Linked DNA regions of Homo sapiens: region 2 is linked to region 1. The links are chromatin loops, found by intact Hi-C in ENCODE. Cell type or tissue: endothelial cell of umbilical vein. All regions are shown on one strand.

Region 1 (8,000 bases):
CACCTGGGCTCAAGCAGTCCTCCCACCTCAGCCTGCCAAGTATCACACACCACAACAGCCCACCTGATTAAAAAAAAAAAAAAGTACAGATGCAGTCTTGCTTTGTTGCCCAGGCTGGTTGCAAACTCCTGGGCTCAAGCAACCCTCCTGCCTCAGCCTCCTAAAGTGCTGGGATTATAGGCGTGAGCCACTGTGCTCAGCCCCTGGTTTCTTGCTCTAATCCTCCCAAGCCCAGCAGCACCAGGCAGCTGCCAGGATTGAAGAAGGCACCTCCGAGTCTCTAAGTCAGCTTCCTCAGAGAGTGTTCCCTCGATTCCTAGGTGTGCGGCTCTGGGTATAGACCTCCGGGCTCAGCCCTGACCACAGATATAAATTGAGCCTCTGCAGCAGGGATGGGGTAGGAGGAGCTGAGGGTATCTAGGGGCTTTTTCATGAACCACAGTCCTTCCAAGCAGCACAAGCTTCTCCACAGCAAACCCCAAAAGCTGTGTGCACTTCTGATTAATCCACTGAGATGAGTCCGCTGAGAGGGCAAAGTATCTCCACGTTCACACTGGGCACCAGAAGTTGTCACACAAAGCATCTGGCGGGCATGCACACTAGGTCTTTGAATCCTCATATCCCTCAGCGGTGGTTTTATTATCTCCACTTCCTCAGATCAGGAAACAGAGCCTTGGAGATGAGAAATAATTTGCTGGAGGTCACAGCTAGGTCTGGCCCCACGTCCAGTGGTTTTCAGTTTCTGGACAAATTCAGGGCTGGGAAGTTACAGTGTGGAAAAGGATCATCCTCAGAAGATAAAAGTGTCAAAATCGACGAGATGGCCCCCCAGGAGTGCCAGTGATCTAAAGCTGGGAGCTCCAGGAACAAGGAGAAGGATGGCTGCCCCAGATGGACCGAGACCGGTCAGAGACAAAGGAGGCTGGGTAGATGTCTGGGAGCCTTGTGACATTAGGAGCAGCTGGAAATAGAGGAGGGAAAGAAAGAAGGAGGCTCAGGAGGTGGTAACATCAAAAGGCTATCTCATGGCAGGGGGGATGCATGTTATTCCAGGTGGCAGGGCAAGGTTGGTGTGGGGAGGACAGTGGGGAGGGATAGCTGGCTGGCTTTGTAGGGTTATTCTCTGGCTCTAGCGGTTGAGAATGGTAAAAGCTAGTGCTTTAACATCAGGTGCCTCTGTAGGTTCTTCAGAAGCCTCCATCCGAGGGTCCTAACACAGGTGCCTGTCTTCTCCAGTGGCCACTCAGGACTAACACCTCAGTTTTCTGTGATCCACTCCATTTACAGGTTTATTCTGTTGAAGCCACATCAGCGCCTCCAGGCTGAGGTTATACGTGGCTTGTAAATCCTAAAATATTTACCGTCAGGCTCTTTACAGAAAAAGTTTGATTAAAGTTTGATGAAAAAATAGTATATGTTATACACCTTGCTTTTTTTTTTCTTTAACCCAGTAACCTATCCTGAAGGTCTCCTTCTATCAGTACTTAAGAGCTTCTTCATTCCTTTCTAGGGCACACAGTATACCATTGTCTGGATGGACTATGATTTATTTAGCCAGTTTCCTATTGGTGGACAGTTAGGCTGTTACCAACCTTCTGCTATTACAAATGCTGCTGCAATAGGTAGATTTGTACAGGAAGCTGGAGAAAGTTCCAAGAAATGTATATGCCCAGATCTCAGCACAGATCTCCTGAGGCAGTGTCTTTGGAGTCAGAGTCCCAGGCATCTGTATTTTTAGGAATTCCCCAAGCGTTGCACATGCAGCCAGGTTGGGGAATCACATTTACAGCTCATGCCTTCTGACGACAAGAAAGGCTGGATCCCCTTTGCTGGTCCCATAAGAGTCCAGAGAGGGAGGCAAGCATCTCTCATCCCATAGAGGAATATCAGTCTTCAAGGCCTGGTTGGCACTGGCCCCCCAAAGATTGGACAGAAAATTAGGAAGCCAAAGTGGTATTGTGATCTCAGAGTTTTTTTGTCTCTATTGAGACACAGTCAGAGCCTGTTCTGGCCCAGGGCAATGATGGGGAGGTACAGGGGTTGTGGACCATGTCAAGGGACCCCCGGGGAGGCTGAGCTGGGGACATGACATCTGACTGAGACTGGAAGCATAAGTAAGAGTTAGCCAGAGGGTAACAGCTCTTGCTATCTTGGATGGCTGGGAAGGGATATGCAGAGATCAGGAATCCCTAGTGCTGACTCGGGCCAGGCAGCGTCAGGAGTCTCAAGAAAACAAACCCTGGAGATTGGCAGGTCTGAGAGCAGGGCGGGGGGCCACACCAGTCTCGTTCACCTTCTATCCCCAGTGCTTAGTCTTTGGCACGTGGTAGGTCGTTGGTGAAAGGTTGAGGGGAAGCACATGCCATGGGGACTGGAAACCCCATCCCACTCATGTCACTGCTGAGGGTCATCACAAGAAAGCCCCCCAGGCCATGGTCCCTCTGAATGAGAAGCGTCTACGGATAGCAGCGGCAGGACTATTTGCCCTGCTAGTCTCCCCTCCTCAGACCTCAATTGAGCCTTTAGCTGCCCCAGTGAACATGTCCTACTGGCCCAGCCTCAGTTCTGCTCCCTCCCCTGATAAAGGAGGGAGGGACACAGGGAAGATGGCCAGGCAGAGGGACAGCGCATGCAAAGGCTCAGAGGAGACAGTGAAGGGCTCAGAACTGACTGCAGGAATTCACGCTCATTCAGTCTGGCTGGAACCTCCAACTCATGGGCCTGTAATTCTTTGATTCCTGTTTTTTTTTCTACTAGGCTATGAGGTTTATAAGGGCGGGGCCTGTGCCCTTTTCCTCCATCCCTTTCTCTTTTTCCTCCCTCCCTTCTTTTCTTCCTTCCCTGCTTCTTTCCTCATTTTGCCTCTTGGCTATATCACTGGTGTCTCAAATATTGGTGAGTGAGTGAGTGAATGGACTTAGGTCTGGGAGGTTGCCCCAGGGAGAACCAAGTCTTGAGTGGTCTGCATTTGTTCTGAAGCTCTTTCTCCTCTCTTCTGTCCCTCTCCACCAGCACAGTGGTTCCCAGGGGTGCCTCTACAGCACCTTCATGCCGTCTCCAGCCCAGCAGTCCCCAGCTGCTCCTGCATGCTGGAGGTGGGGCTGCTGGGAGCCTGGCCAGCTGTGGGAGAGTAGGAAGAAGTGGGTCCCTGCTGACCTGTCCTTCCTTAAGCTTTGTCCTGGACCTTTTCCCTCTGAACCTTGCTGCCGACGAAGATGGAGCACCTGCGGAAGCTCTGTACTCCATCCAGACAAACAGTGGAAGCTGCACGGATAGTCCTCCCCAGGGCTGGAGCTGCCAGGGCTCAGAGGCTACCACAACACAGAACTCTGGGCCTCACTACACACGTGTCCTGGCCTCATCCTGAAGCTTCTCACTTTTCTAAGCTATGCATTCAGCGATTCCTGCAGGGGGAGCACTAGTCCAGAAAGAAGGCCCGCCATCAGCTGCCCAGTCCCGGGGTAAGTCGCCTGCCCTCCCATCTGCTGAGCCCTGGGATAAAAGAGACTCGCTCATGCTAGGAATGGGGCTGGAATCAGGTACTCCTCCCAAACCCTTTTTATCCTAGACAGTGCAGACCTGGCTGTGATCTGCCTCCTTTCCTCAGAGCCCCACCCTGTGGCACCGTCAAGTGAGGCTCCTTTGTGATCGCTCCCTCACGAGTTGTAAAGAGCGGTTCTCTTCTCTGTTCACAACGTGGGGCCATTTGCCATGCCCTTCAGTCCCACTGTCCACACTAGTTTAGGTGTAGCCCTCACCTGGACTCCTGACATCCTCCTAACAGGCTTCACCCCTTCTGTTGTCCCCTGAAATCCATTCTGTGCCAGATGGCTGAGTGGTCACTTTAAACCCATCAGATGTCATCACTCTTACACTTAAAACCTGCCACGAGGCTCACCATAACACCTGCGCTCCTTGTCCCAGCCTCCCCGGCTCAGTGGGCCCCCTCTCCTCCCTGCACTTTCCCCAGGCATGCTGACCTCCCTCTGTTCCTCAATCACATTGAACTCCCTTCTGCACAAGACCTTGGCACCAACTCTTTGGTCACCCTAGAATACACTTCCCCCAGATCCACATGTGGCTGCGCAGGGTTCAGCCCCAGTGTGACCTTCTCAGGGAGGCTTCCTTGACCACTCAACCCAAAGTCACAGAGCATCTTTTTTACATATCACACTTGCTGAAATGATCTTGTTTGGCATTGTCTGTGTACTCCCACTGGAAGACAAGCTCTAGGAGAGTGTGAACCCTGTTTGTCATTTTCACTGTGGGGTCCCCACCTTCTGGAGCTTGAATTCCCTTCTCTTTAGAGCTCTGCGGGAGCTATATCTTTGTCACGGTTCTGAATCTTTTCAACAAACACTTTTGTTAGGCAGGAGGTCCAGCAGCCCCTTGCTTTTGGTTTTCAAAACTTAACTAAGATTCACAAATTAGAGCTCAGATCCAATCTCAGAGGACAGAGAATACTCCAGTTGATTGGCTTCTCTTTCTTTGATGTGAAGCCCTTTCATTTCTCCTACCTGCCTGCTGCCTTGCCCCACGCCATCTGCCTCCACCCTCCACAGACGGGCCCCTGGCCCCAGCCCTACTCCCTTGCCACCCATCCATCAAAGGAAGACAAGATCGGCTCAGGAGCCCCTGAGCTTATCTGAATCAAAGAAAACTAGGAAAAGAAGATACAAACAACATGCAGGGAGGGGAACAGGGCTATCAGAGGCCCTGGTCACAGAAGAAGTCAGCCAAGAAGCGTGCCAGGTGTCTGTGAGGGCGCGCAACCCTGACCCAGTGACTCACAGCGTGATGGACTCACTCTTGGTCAAGCTTTCCCCTGCATGAACAGCACCCACTGAGCCAGGGAGACTCTAGGGGAAAGTCCTAGAGAGCTATGTCTTAACACCAGCTTTGCCTTGCAATTTTTAAGGTGTCTGCATCTGTTTATTCCCTTGTCTCTTTATCTCCTCTTTAACCACTGCCCCCACCCCCTGCCCCAGGTGATATGAGAAAGAAAATAATAGCAATGTGAGCCAGACACTGTTCTGAGCCTTTTAAATGCTTAGAATGTTTCATTCACACAACAACCCTGTAAAATGAGAACTATTATTCCCTTTTTTTCACAGAAAACTGGGCACCGGGGAAGTTATGTAACTTGCCCAAGTTCGCATAATTAGTAAGGAGAACTGGAATTTGCTCCCAGGCAATCTTATTGCAGAGTGTGTGCTCTTAGCCACTCTACCACTTTTTCTCTAGTAGGATAATGGAGGCGAACAAGCCTGTTAACTGTGACACCCCCATGTAAGCATTCATTGTTTTTCAACCTCTTCTTCCCTGGCTTCTAGCATCCTCTGTGTCTCTATTCGAGTTTTTCTGCCCTGGGGCACAGAGGTGCCCAGGTGGACCCCTACCTTCTGGGAACCAAGCACCCAGTGCACAGCCTGGCATAACAGGTGCACAGGTGTTTATACAGCTGGACTCCACCTAGGAGGGTGGTTGAGGAATGAGGGAAGGAGGATAAAATGGTGGAAAAGCTGGAATTCATAGAGATTATTGATCATTCTATTAGTAATAAAAAATAGCTAATGTTTACTGAGTTGTAATTCCATGTCAGACATGGTTTGAAGCATTTCAGGTATCAAATGAAATGGTTATGCTGTTGATAAGGGTAAGATTATATATCAGATAAGTTGATATTTGGAAAGCTTATGCTGTCCAATCTCACAGATGGCCTCCAGGGATCCTCGCCTCCTGGTATCCTTATCCGTGCTTAGTCCCAGCCCAAACTGAGTCAGGGGTGACCTGTGTGACGCCAGTGCATCGTGACTTCCCCCTTGGTCTCTTGGATCACTCACTCTGAGGGAAGCCTGCCCCCATGCAGGGAGGACACTTAGGCGGTCCCATGGTGCAGCCTGTGTGGAAAAGAAATGAGGCCTCTGGCCAACAGCCACGTGAGTGAGACAACTTGGAAGTGGATGCTCCAGCCCCGCTTGAGCCTTCAGATGATGCAGCACCAGCCAATATGTGACAGCACCCTCACAAGAGGCCAGAACTGCCCAGGGAATCACCCCTGAATTCCTGGTCCATAGAAACTATGAGATAGTAAATGGTGGCTGTTTTATGGCACTGCATACCAAAAATAAAATTCTAAGGCCCCCAGTCATCTGAATGGACTTCCTCCTCAGCCAGGGCATTCTTAAAATTTAACCTGAAAGACTAGTTCAGGCCTTGATGAGAAGTAGAGGTTGGATATGTCTCATTATACCTCTCTAGCATTAACATCAACACAGACTTTAGTCTGATAAGAAACATTTTACAACCTATTCTCTCTGAAGCCTACCATCTGAAGGCTTCCTCTGCAAATAAGAATTTGGTCTCCACAATATTTTATATTAACCCAGACATTCCTTTCTATTGATCCCACGTCTTTAGATAAACTCAACCAATTGTCAATCAGAAAATTTTTACATCTACCTATAAGCTGGAGGCCCCTGGTTCAAGTTGTCCCACCTTTCTGGACCAAACTAGTGTATTTCTTAAATGTATTTGATTGAAGTCTCATGACTGTCTAAAATATATAAAACTAAGCTGCACCCCGACCTCCTTGGGCACATGTTCTCAGGACCTCCTGAGGGCTGTGTCATGGGCCATGGTCACCCATATTTGTCTCAGAATAAGCCTCCTCAAATATTTTACAGTGTTTGACTCTTTTTGTTGACAACACTGAGTTTTGGGGTAATTTGTTATGCTGCAATAGATAACGAATACATCAACTCTCATTTAGTCATCACAACAACTTTACAAAGTAGATCCTTAAATTATCCAGCATAAAGCTAGAATGGGTGGTGGCAGGCTTCTAGCCCAAGGAGTCCCACCCCAGAGCCTGCTCTGTAGATGTTCATGGGATGGTGCCCCTCTCTTGAGAGATTCTCTGGGAGACATAGCAGACCACAGTACCAGCCTCTCCTCAGTATCACCTTAAAAATTAAAGAGTACTGTGACCCTTCTCTAAAGATTTTGACTCACCTTGTCTAGAATGGGGCCTGTAGCCAACTCAAGGCCTGAATATTTCAGGACTCCCTAATCTTCTCAGAACGCCTCAGTATGCAATTATGGCTATCCCATTTGACTAGTCAGGAGGCTTAGACTATGCTGCAGTGACCAGAAATCTCAGTGGTTTAACACATAGAGGTTCATTTCTCCTTCCTGTCTCAATCTGACAGCAGGTGGGCAATTCTCCTCCATCTTGAACTGTGCCATCTGGAATACATGGCTTCCTAAATCACTGCAACAAGGCAAGGGAAAGAAAGTAGAGACCATTCGACATGTTTATAAGGGCCAAGACTGAAAGTAACTTATATGATGCCCAATATTCCTTGGCCAAAGCCCAGTCACATGAGCCTAATACCACTGCAAGGGAAGCTGGAAAATATGAAAAGCAAATGCATATCTGGTGAATCACATCAATGCTCTGCCACACCTATTATTTGCTGGCAATAATATACTATGTTGCAGATTTCTGTTTATCTTGATTTCTCAACTAGATAGAAGCTCTTTGAGGTCAAGAACAACCTTTAATTTCTCCCCTATAGGGCTGATCACTTGGTCACTGCTAAATGTGCTCTTCTGGATAAACTGGTGACATGGTCATTCTAAGGAAGTGACTAGTGGCCATGTGACATAGAGTCTGACAGATTTGGGTGCAAATCCTAACTCTAACCCTCGCTTGGCAAGTTCTCTAAGCCTCGGTTGTTCTGCCTGTGAAATAGGAATGACAATGACTGTTTTACAAAGTTAGAGTGCGAACTAAATGAAATAATTTAGAATATCAATTACCTGCCACACGTCATGCAACAGAGAGGAGGCTCAAAAACGATACCTATTATAATCTACAAAACCAGGGGCATCAAGAAGGATGAAATTCCTGGGGGCCTATGAGCCCCTTGAAATTGTATGCAAATATTTTGTATATGTAGGAATCCATAGGGACCTTTCACTACTCACTTTCCTTG
Region 2 (8,000 bases), 200 kb after region 1:
TCTGATGCCTCCATTTCCTTATCTGTAAAATGAAGATGCCAATCATGATACCCATCTCGCAAAACTACTTTGGAGATTAAATGTAAAGCACTTAGACTTTTTAGTCTCCATTACATAAGTGTAAACTATTACTATCCCTCCTATTCCCATCACTGTCTATTGATAACTGGCTATGTGCTAGGCATTGTGCTAAGCATGGGTGGATAGAGCCTTTCACAAGGCAGGGGAGGTCTCACTCTCAATGGTGCTCTAGTCAGGGGAGGATGAAAAAGAAAAAACAAAAAACAAATCAGGCAGTGCTAAGTGCTAGGTGGTGATGTACGGAGATGTGATAGTCGGCAACCGTACAAGTAGTTTGGGTGTTGAGGAAAGGAATATCTAAGGCAGAAGCAGTTCCAGAGAGGTTTAGAAGACAAGAAGTCAGCCAACCAAGGGTAAGAGGGGACAGCAGCCAGGCAGAGGCAACATCTCAAGAACATACCTAAAGCCTGGGAAGAACTTGAAACAGAAAGAAGGGTTGTGGAGTGGGGCTGAAGCAGAGTGCCCAGGGATGGCAGGGGAGGGTACAATGAATCAGAGAGGTCAGCAGGAGCCAGGTCAGGTAGGGCTTCTTCAGCCTGGCTAAGGAGTTTGAGTTCAGAATTCTAGCTGTGATGAGAAGTCATTACAGGGGAGTGACCTTATCTTTTTTTTTTTTTTTTCTGAGACAGGGTTTCACTCTGTTGCTCAAGTTTGTGTGCAGTGGTACAATCATGGCTCACTGCTGCCTCAACCTCTCATGCTCAAGTGTGCCCCAGCCTCCTGAGTAGCTGGAACTACAGGCATGAATTACTGACCAGCTAATTTTCTCATTTTCTGTAGAGACAATGTCTCACTATGTTTCCCAGGCTGGTCTTGAATTCCTCGGCTCAAGTGGTCCTCTTACCTTAGCCTCCCAAAATGCTGGGATTACAAGTGTGAGCCACTGTACCTGGCCTGATTTATCCTTTATAAAAGACCACTCAGCTGCCCTGTGAGAAATGCTCTGAGAGCACAGAGGGAGGCACAGAGGGAGGTAAAGGAAGCAGGAAGACCAGTCCAGGGAGTGACAACAGTGCCTTACACTAGCACAGGAGTGGGGAAGACAGAGAGCTGTGAATGAACTCAGTATCCTCTAAATCAGGGTTCCTCAACCTCAGCACTCTTCACACTAAAGCTGGATAATTCTTTGTTGAGGTGACTGTCCTATACATTGTAAGGTGTTTCACATCTTTCCTAGCCTCTATCCATATACACCAGCTGCAACCCCAATTGTGACCATCAAAAATGTCTCTATACATTGCCAAATGACTATGAGGGTTAAAATCACCTCTGACTGAGACCCACTGCTTTAGAAGTAGAGTTGACTGGGCTTGCTAATGGATTAGAATAGGGAGAGTGGGCAATTACTAAAACAGAGGACTCAAGAAGGATTTCTAAGTTTTTGTATGTAACAAGGTAAGATCATCTCAGACATTCAGAGGGCTCTCCCTCTATACCAGTGGACTGGGTTTTGATTTGCAGTGCCACTAAATCATTCATTCATTCAAACAGTCCACAATGAGTGTCAGCCAAACCCGATGCCAGGGATGCAAGCATAACTTAAAGAGCTCGCAATCTGACAGAGACGCAGACCTATAAGCAAATGGAGTTGATAAAGTAGGTCATATGCTTCAGAAAAACCCCCAAGACTGACCAGAAGCGTGAAGGAAGACGTGGCTCTTTGCTTCTGGGGGAAGTGGTGTGAGTGCTCCAGTGAGATTCCAGTGTTGTGCCTGGAAGACAGAGGCACAGAGGGAAATGGCATGTGCCACAGCACCAGGGTGTGAGACAGAGCTGGCGGGCGGAGAGCAGGAGGGAAGGAGCTGCTGCTGAAGAGACAGGAGGGACCAGCCAGGAGGGCTCTCTAAGACACACTTGATTTCATGTGCAATCTGGGAGCCACTGGAGGGTTGTTGTTATTATTCCTACTACTTATTACTAATGATTAAAGGAAAATCAAAGAGACATCTCCTGAGTGCTCAGAGGGCATCAACCCCAGTGCTGGGCGCTCCACTGAGATGAGGTACTTCATCCCTCCTCCAGATGAGAAAACTGCAACCTAAAGAACTCAGTGACTTGCACAAGATTTCTTGGCTGACAAGTGGCAGAGCCAGGATGTGAACCCAGACCAGCTGGCTCCAGAGTCCACGTTAAGCAAGGAAATGGTGACGCAAATGTGTGGTTTCGGACAATCATTCAGGAAATAAAAATATCTGAGGATCACTAGTTTATGGAAATAAATGAGCAAGGGAAAATGTATTAGATGGAAAGGTCAGAATTCATTTCCAGGCAACTGACGATCCAGGGAGGAAGACCAAGAAGGTAGAAGGGCAGCCAAGAGATAGTGGGCAGAATCTCAGCAAACAAAGGAGAGAAGACGAAGAGGCAGTCTGCAGTGTCCAGTACCGCTTCAAGGCCAAGTAATAGCGTATTTCAACATTTGCTGGATCTGACAACTAAGAGATTCTTGGAGCAAAACATTACTGTGGAGGATGCAAAAGCCAGGTGCAGAGGGCCAAGGAGTCACACACTGGCTACAACAAAGGAGAAGGAACAAGAGCCAGTGGGACACTAGCTTGAGGAAGAGTTTGGGGCCAAGGGACAGACGAAAGATGAGGAGGTAAAGAAGTAATTACTGCGAGGAATTCACAAACTTGAGTGTAGATTAGGCTCCCCCGGCGAAACAGGATACAAGTGGGCTTCTGGCCCCATCCCAAACCCAATAATCAATGTTTCCCAAGTTGGCCTCAATCCACCAGGGACCCTGACGATCACAGGAACCACTGAGTGAGGCGGCGTTTCTCATAGTGTGGTTCCTGGGACACTGGCAGTTTCCTGAGTCTATCCTAGGCCTCCTGATTGAGAATATCCCAGAAAGGTCCTGGGAAGCTGCTTACTGAAGACTCCAGGTCATTCTGATACAGCCAGCTTAGCTCCCTGAAAATCATAAACTCTAGACCCTTGTGGCTCAAAGTGTAGACCTCAGACCAGTGCATCAACAGTCACCTGGGGGGTTGTTTGAAATTCAATCAGCCTTACCCCACATACCTACTGAGCCAGACTCTGCATTTTACCAAGACCCCCATGCCTTTTGAATGCATATAAAGTTTGAAAAGCTCTGGACTGCAATACAGGGAGGATTTGGGGAGTGAAGGGAGAGGTATCGTGTACCCTCCTGCCAGACATATTTAGTGGAGAGTGCCCTGAGAATGCTTGCTGCTAATTTTAACAGGAGATAGCAAAGTGTTCCTCAAAGAAATCTCCTTCAAGGTTCTGATGCTTCAAGCCACTGCTGCACCCTTCAGGGCTGAGGAGCTAAGTCAATCATGATTTCAGACATTTAAAATGCAATATCTTTTTGCGGCAATGGGAAAGTATTGCACTTTATGCATTCCGAGAGCTCCAAGTGAATCCTGAAAACCTCCTCCATACAGACCTGCCGTGGTGTGCACTTACCCACAGGGGGCAGCACAGCAGAGTGGTTCAGTGGCTCAACTCAAGCCAGAATGTCTGCTTTCAAAACTTGGCTAGGCCACCCAAGTGCCTCAGCCAGTTACTTAACTTCTCTAAGCCTCAACTCTCCAACTGTATAATGGGGATACTAGCAGAACTTAGGTGATGTGAGGACTGAATGAGATCATCCATGCAGAGCATTGGGCACAGTGCCTATTATATAAAATTCAGTTGCTGTTTAAAGGCAGGCTGTCAGCCAGGTGCGGTGGCTCACACCTGTAAACCCAGCACTTTGGGAGGCCGCGGCGGGTGGATCACAAAGTCAGGAGTTCGAGACCAGCCTGACCAACATGGTGAAACCCTGTCTCTACTAAAAATACAAAATTAGCCGGGCGTAGTGGCGCATGACTGTAATCTCAGCTACTCAGGAGGCTGAGGCAGGAGAATTGCTTGAACCTGGGAGGCAGAGGCTGCAGTGAGCTGAGATCATGCCACTGCACTCCGGCCTGGGTGACAGAGCAAGACTCTTGTCTCAAAAAAAAAAAAAAAAAAAAAAGGGCAAGCTGTCTGACCCCAGAACCCCTACACTACATGCTCACTTAGAGTCTCTACCATTTTGCATAACCTTAAAGCTACCCAAACTCATTCCTACATGTGCAGGTCCACCTGCAAGAAAAACATTCTGTATTTTCACAAGGAAGAGAACATTCCATTGAAAATTACAGAGGTCTGTAGTTGTAAGGGTGCTTGAAGGTAACATAACAGAACCACTTTATAGATGAGAAAACTACGGCTGAGAAAAGCGAGAGTGCTCACCCACAGCAAGAGTTCATTCTTTGCACCAAAGTATACTAACTAGGAAGACCACAGGCAAGTGTCTTTTAGCGCTGTGGTTTCTACCCTGCACACGGGCACTGTGGCTGCACAGGCAATGGCTGAACCAGGGAAGACTGGCCCTTCTGGGCCGATAGTGCCATCTGCCAGTCCCCCAGGCTGTGCTAAGCAGTGGGAGTGCCCCTAGCACCATGGAATTAAATGGAGAAGCCAGTGAGGCTGCCAGGAACCCTCTGTTTCTGAACATGAAAGCCCTTCATTAGCTTCTGCCTCTGGTTTTAAATCCAAGCAAAATATCTGGATACCATGGCTTGAACTGATGATAATAGGCATCTATGCAAGGGCTGAGAGAGAAAGAGAGGGAGGGATAACACTCTCCAAGAGTTCATACCCCTTGGGACCCAAATCAAAAAGGAGAAAAGTTGAGAGAATATTTCCCTTCAGAAGAAAAATTAATTACAAGCAGGAATTGGGGTCAGGGCAGGTGGAAAGGGAGGATATGAGGCTGTTAAAGTGAATCAATCAAGTGATCCTTTAAAAGTGCTGAGAGAGCAAGTGTGTGTGTGTGTGTGTGTGTGTGTGTGTGTGTGTGTGTGTGTGTGTGTGTGATCCATCCACACATCCATCCATCCATCCATCTATCCATCCACCCATTCATCTATCCATCCATGCATCCATCCATCCATTCATCCAACCATCTATCCATCCATGCATCCATCCATCCATCCATCCATCCATCCATGCATCCATCCATCCGTGTATCCATCATCAATCCATCCATCCATGCATCCATGTATCCATCATCCATCCATTCATCCATCCATCCAGGCATCCATCCATCCATTCATCCATCCATCCATCCATCCATCCATTCATCCATCCATCCACCTATCCATCCACACATCATCCATCCATCCATGTACCCATCATCCATCCATCTATCCATCCATCCATCCAAGCATCCATGCATACTTCCATCCATCCATCCATCCATCCATCCACCCACCCATCCACCCATTCATCTATGCATCCACCCATGCATCCATCCATCTTCATTCTTTTTAAGCAGCAGCTTCTGTTGATGTTTTACAATTCTGTTCTTCCATCAGCAGAGAAATCAAAGAACTGGGTGATGTCAATCCTGTAAATAGCCAGCATCTCTGGGAAGATGCCAGAGGGCATGTTTCTATTTAGAAGGAAAAGAAGGCTCAGTAAAGTAAAACCCCATGCTCTAGGTTCCATGCAGGGTCAAGAAGAGCTGCTCTTCTACCTTGCTCGGCCATGGCATACCGGTCTACTCTGGAATTCACTCACAGAGGTACTGTTTTGTTTTTAAAATTGCTTGTTTTGTTTTGATTTTACTCACATCCCCTGCAGTCATACAAAGGGTAAATACAATGCTGCTCCTATGTAATTTTCCTCAAGGCCAGCCTTAAATATAAGACTTCAAAAAGGATTGCCGGTTGGTGGGAGAAAAATCCTGGCAGAATTAACAAATTAAGTGATGACACAAATCTGCCTTTGTACTCCCACTGTCTGGAATGAAAAACAAAATATTTCTGAAATGCAGAAAATGGGGGGGAAACCTGGCACACAACCTGGGATATTAAACAGAGAGCGCAGGGAAAGTGTGTTTCACATATGCATTGTTTTCATAATCGTTTACACTTGCCAAAGTTTGGTTTGCATCAGAGGATGATTATACAATCCACAGTTTATGTTTTCTTCTGAAATATACCCTACAGGGCAAAGGGAAGAGTGCAGGATGGATGGACTCTAGGGAACCCCATCCATCACCTTGTCTGTGGGCATAGCTAACTGCTAGCATTAGGGTGACTCCTTATAAGAGTCACATGACAACTTCTTGGAGGTGCTCATACAATGTTTCCAGGTAGCCCCTGTAGTAACTGTGAAAGGCCCCATCTCCTAATGGTGCATGGCCCATTCGCAGTGTCAAGGGCACTGAAGAGAGATCTTAATGGCATCATCTAAAAATTATCCTTAACCATGAACATAAGTCTCTTCTTCTGGGGTCACGGGAAGAGGATTCCAAGCAGATGTGCACCAGTCACTTCTGATTGTTAGAACAGTAGTGTTGCTGCTGCTAGTGGCAGCCAAGGCTGATGTCTACCAGGCACTGTACCAAGCACTTTGTATACATCCTTATGTTTATTTCTTGGACAGGTGGCGAGACTTACCCAGCCGTACAACACAGCCAGTCATGAGTGAAGCTGGGAGCTGAAACCATCAAAAGCCTGAGCATTTCTATTAACAGGGAGCTCATTAGCACGTAAGGCGCTCCACAGCTACCTTTAAAGAGTTGCAGAGAGATTTTGGCTCATTATGAGAAATAAATTTCTGAGTACTCTCATGCTATGATAGTTGGAAGTGAGCTCTGTTCTGAAAAAAGACAATTACAGTGCTGTCTTTGGAATCACAGATGTCAAAATGAGATTTAAAAAAAGAAAGAAAAAAAAGGCTGCTTAGAGAGCAAGTCCAGTAGGAATCAACTCTTTTGTCTGTTTACCACAGAAGCCTCTGTGAAAATCAAATCTCAAGCCCAATAGATATTTTTTACAAAATAGACTTATAGCTGCTTTGTTTTCGGCAAGGACAAGAGTCCATGCTCCAAGCCCCCATGGCTCAGGTGCTCTCCTTTCTCCCTTTGGCACTCCAAGAAGTACAGTTAGAAAAACAGATAGGGGTCCTACTCCTCACTGCAGAGTTTAAAAAAAAAAAAAAAATCAGACCTCAAATCAGAGAGCTGGGTCCTAGCAAATCCTGATTGGTCCTTATGACAGATATGCTAGACCCTTCACACATCAGCTTCTAGGACCTGGGCAGCATTTCTCTTTATGCTTTAATTTTTCTTTATGGTCCAAGGACAACCAGTTGCATGTACTTAAAGATGACATTGTTAATAACTATAGCTAATTCTTTTCAACAACTAAGAAGGGTCAAGCATTGTTAATACCTGTTAAACACTTAACAGGTACAAATGTATTTAAACTCTAGGAGGTAGATTCTATTTTATTATTTCCCTATTTCACAGATAAGGAAACTGAGGCACAGAGAGATTAAATAATGTGTCCAGTATGCAAAGGAACTAGGACAAACCCATGTTGGCCTCTGTCAAGCTTGTGTGTTTTCAAGCACTCCACACACTGCCTCCCATGCCAAAATAAGATGATGTTAGAAATGAACAATTATCATTATCCCACCTTCCAGAGATACCCACTGTTAACAGGGATATAATCTTATTGGCAATATTTGTTGAAATTTCCAACAGACAGGTGTCTCTTGCTGAGAATTTCATTTCTGGCTCAGATAAAGTCATCTCCTCTCATGGGCATTGCAACAAGAGCATCTGCGATCTATTTGATTTCTTTAGGAGATAATACGCATGAAAGAACTTTAAAAGCAAAACAAAGCAATAACCCATATCATGTCACCATCCCATTACTTAGCACTCCCTGTTCAAAACAGTTTGCTTTTGAGGCCACCAAACTAACTGCAATGCATCTGCCTGGACTTAGCAGAAGGAATGCTCTGCTGAACATTCCCCCTACCCAGACATCAAAAGAGGCTGGCAATGTAAGATTTGTCCAACCAACTTCCTTACTCAGTGAGACTCAGTCTAGTCCTATGACAGA

The links. Hi-C counts contacts between places; a loop is a spot of excess contacts. Peaks named below come from ENCODE experiments on the same cell type or tissue, not always from the same donor. Only the 100,000 strongest peaks of a DNase experiment are listed, where the experiment ranks them.
Region 2: it touches region 1 in a loop (9-fold over the local background); 45 of 110 quality-filtered maps call a loop at or near these places.

The regions. Positions count from the first base shown.
Region 1 is chr11:36,254,358-36,262,357 of GRCh38, reverse strand. No RefSeq gene overlaps it. Among named protein-coding and RNA genes, the nearest start is that of COMMD9, 31 kb to the left of the region's middle. In endothelial cell of umbilical vein, CTCF peaks have their summits at 3,213 and 3,414; a DNase peak (open chromatin) is centred at 3,417.
Region 2 is chr11:36,052,060-36,060,059 of GRCh38, reverse strand. All of the region lies in intron 2 of LDLRAD3 (low density lipoprotein receptor class A domain containing 3), which reads right to left. Among named protein-coding and RNA genes, the nearest start is that of MIR3973, 46 kb to the right of the region's middle. In endothelial cell of umbilical vein, a CTCF peak has its summit at 3,508 (motif pointing right); DNase peaks (open chromatin) are centred at 2,199 and 3,539; H3K27ac peaks cover 1,524 bases.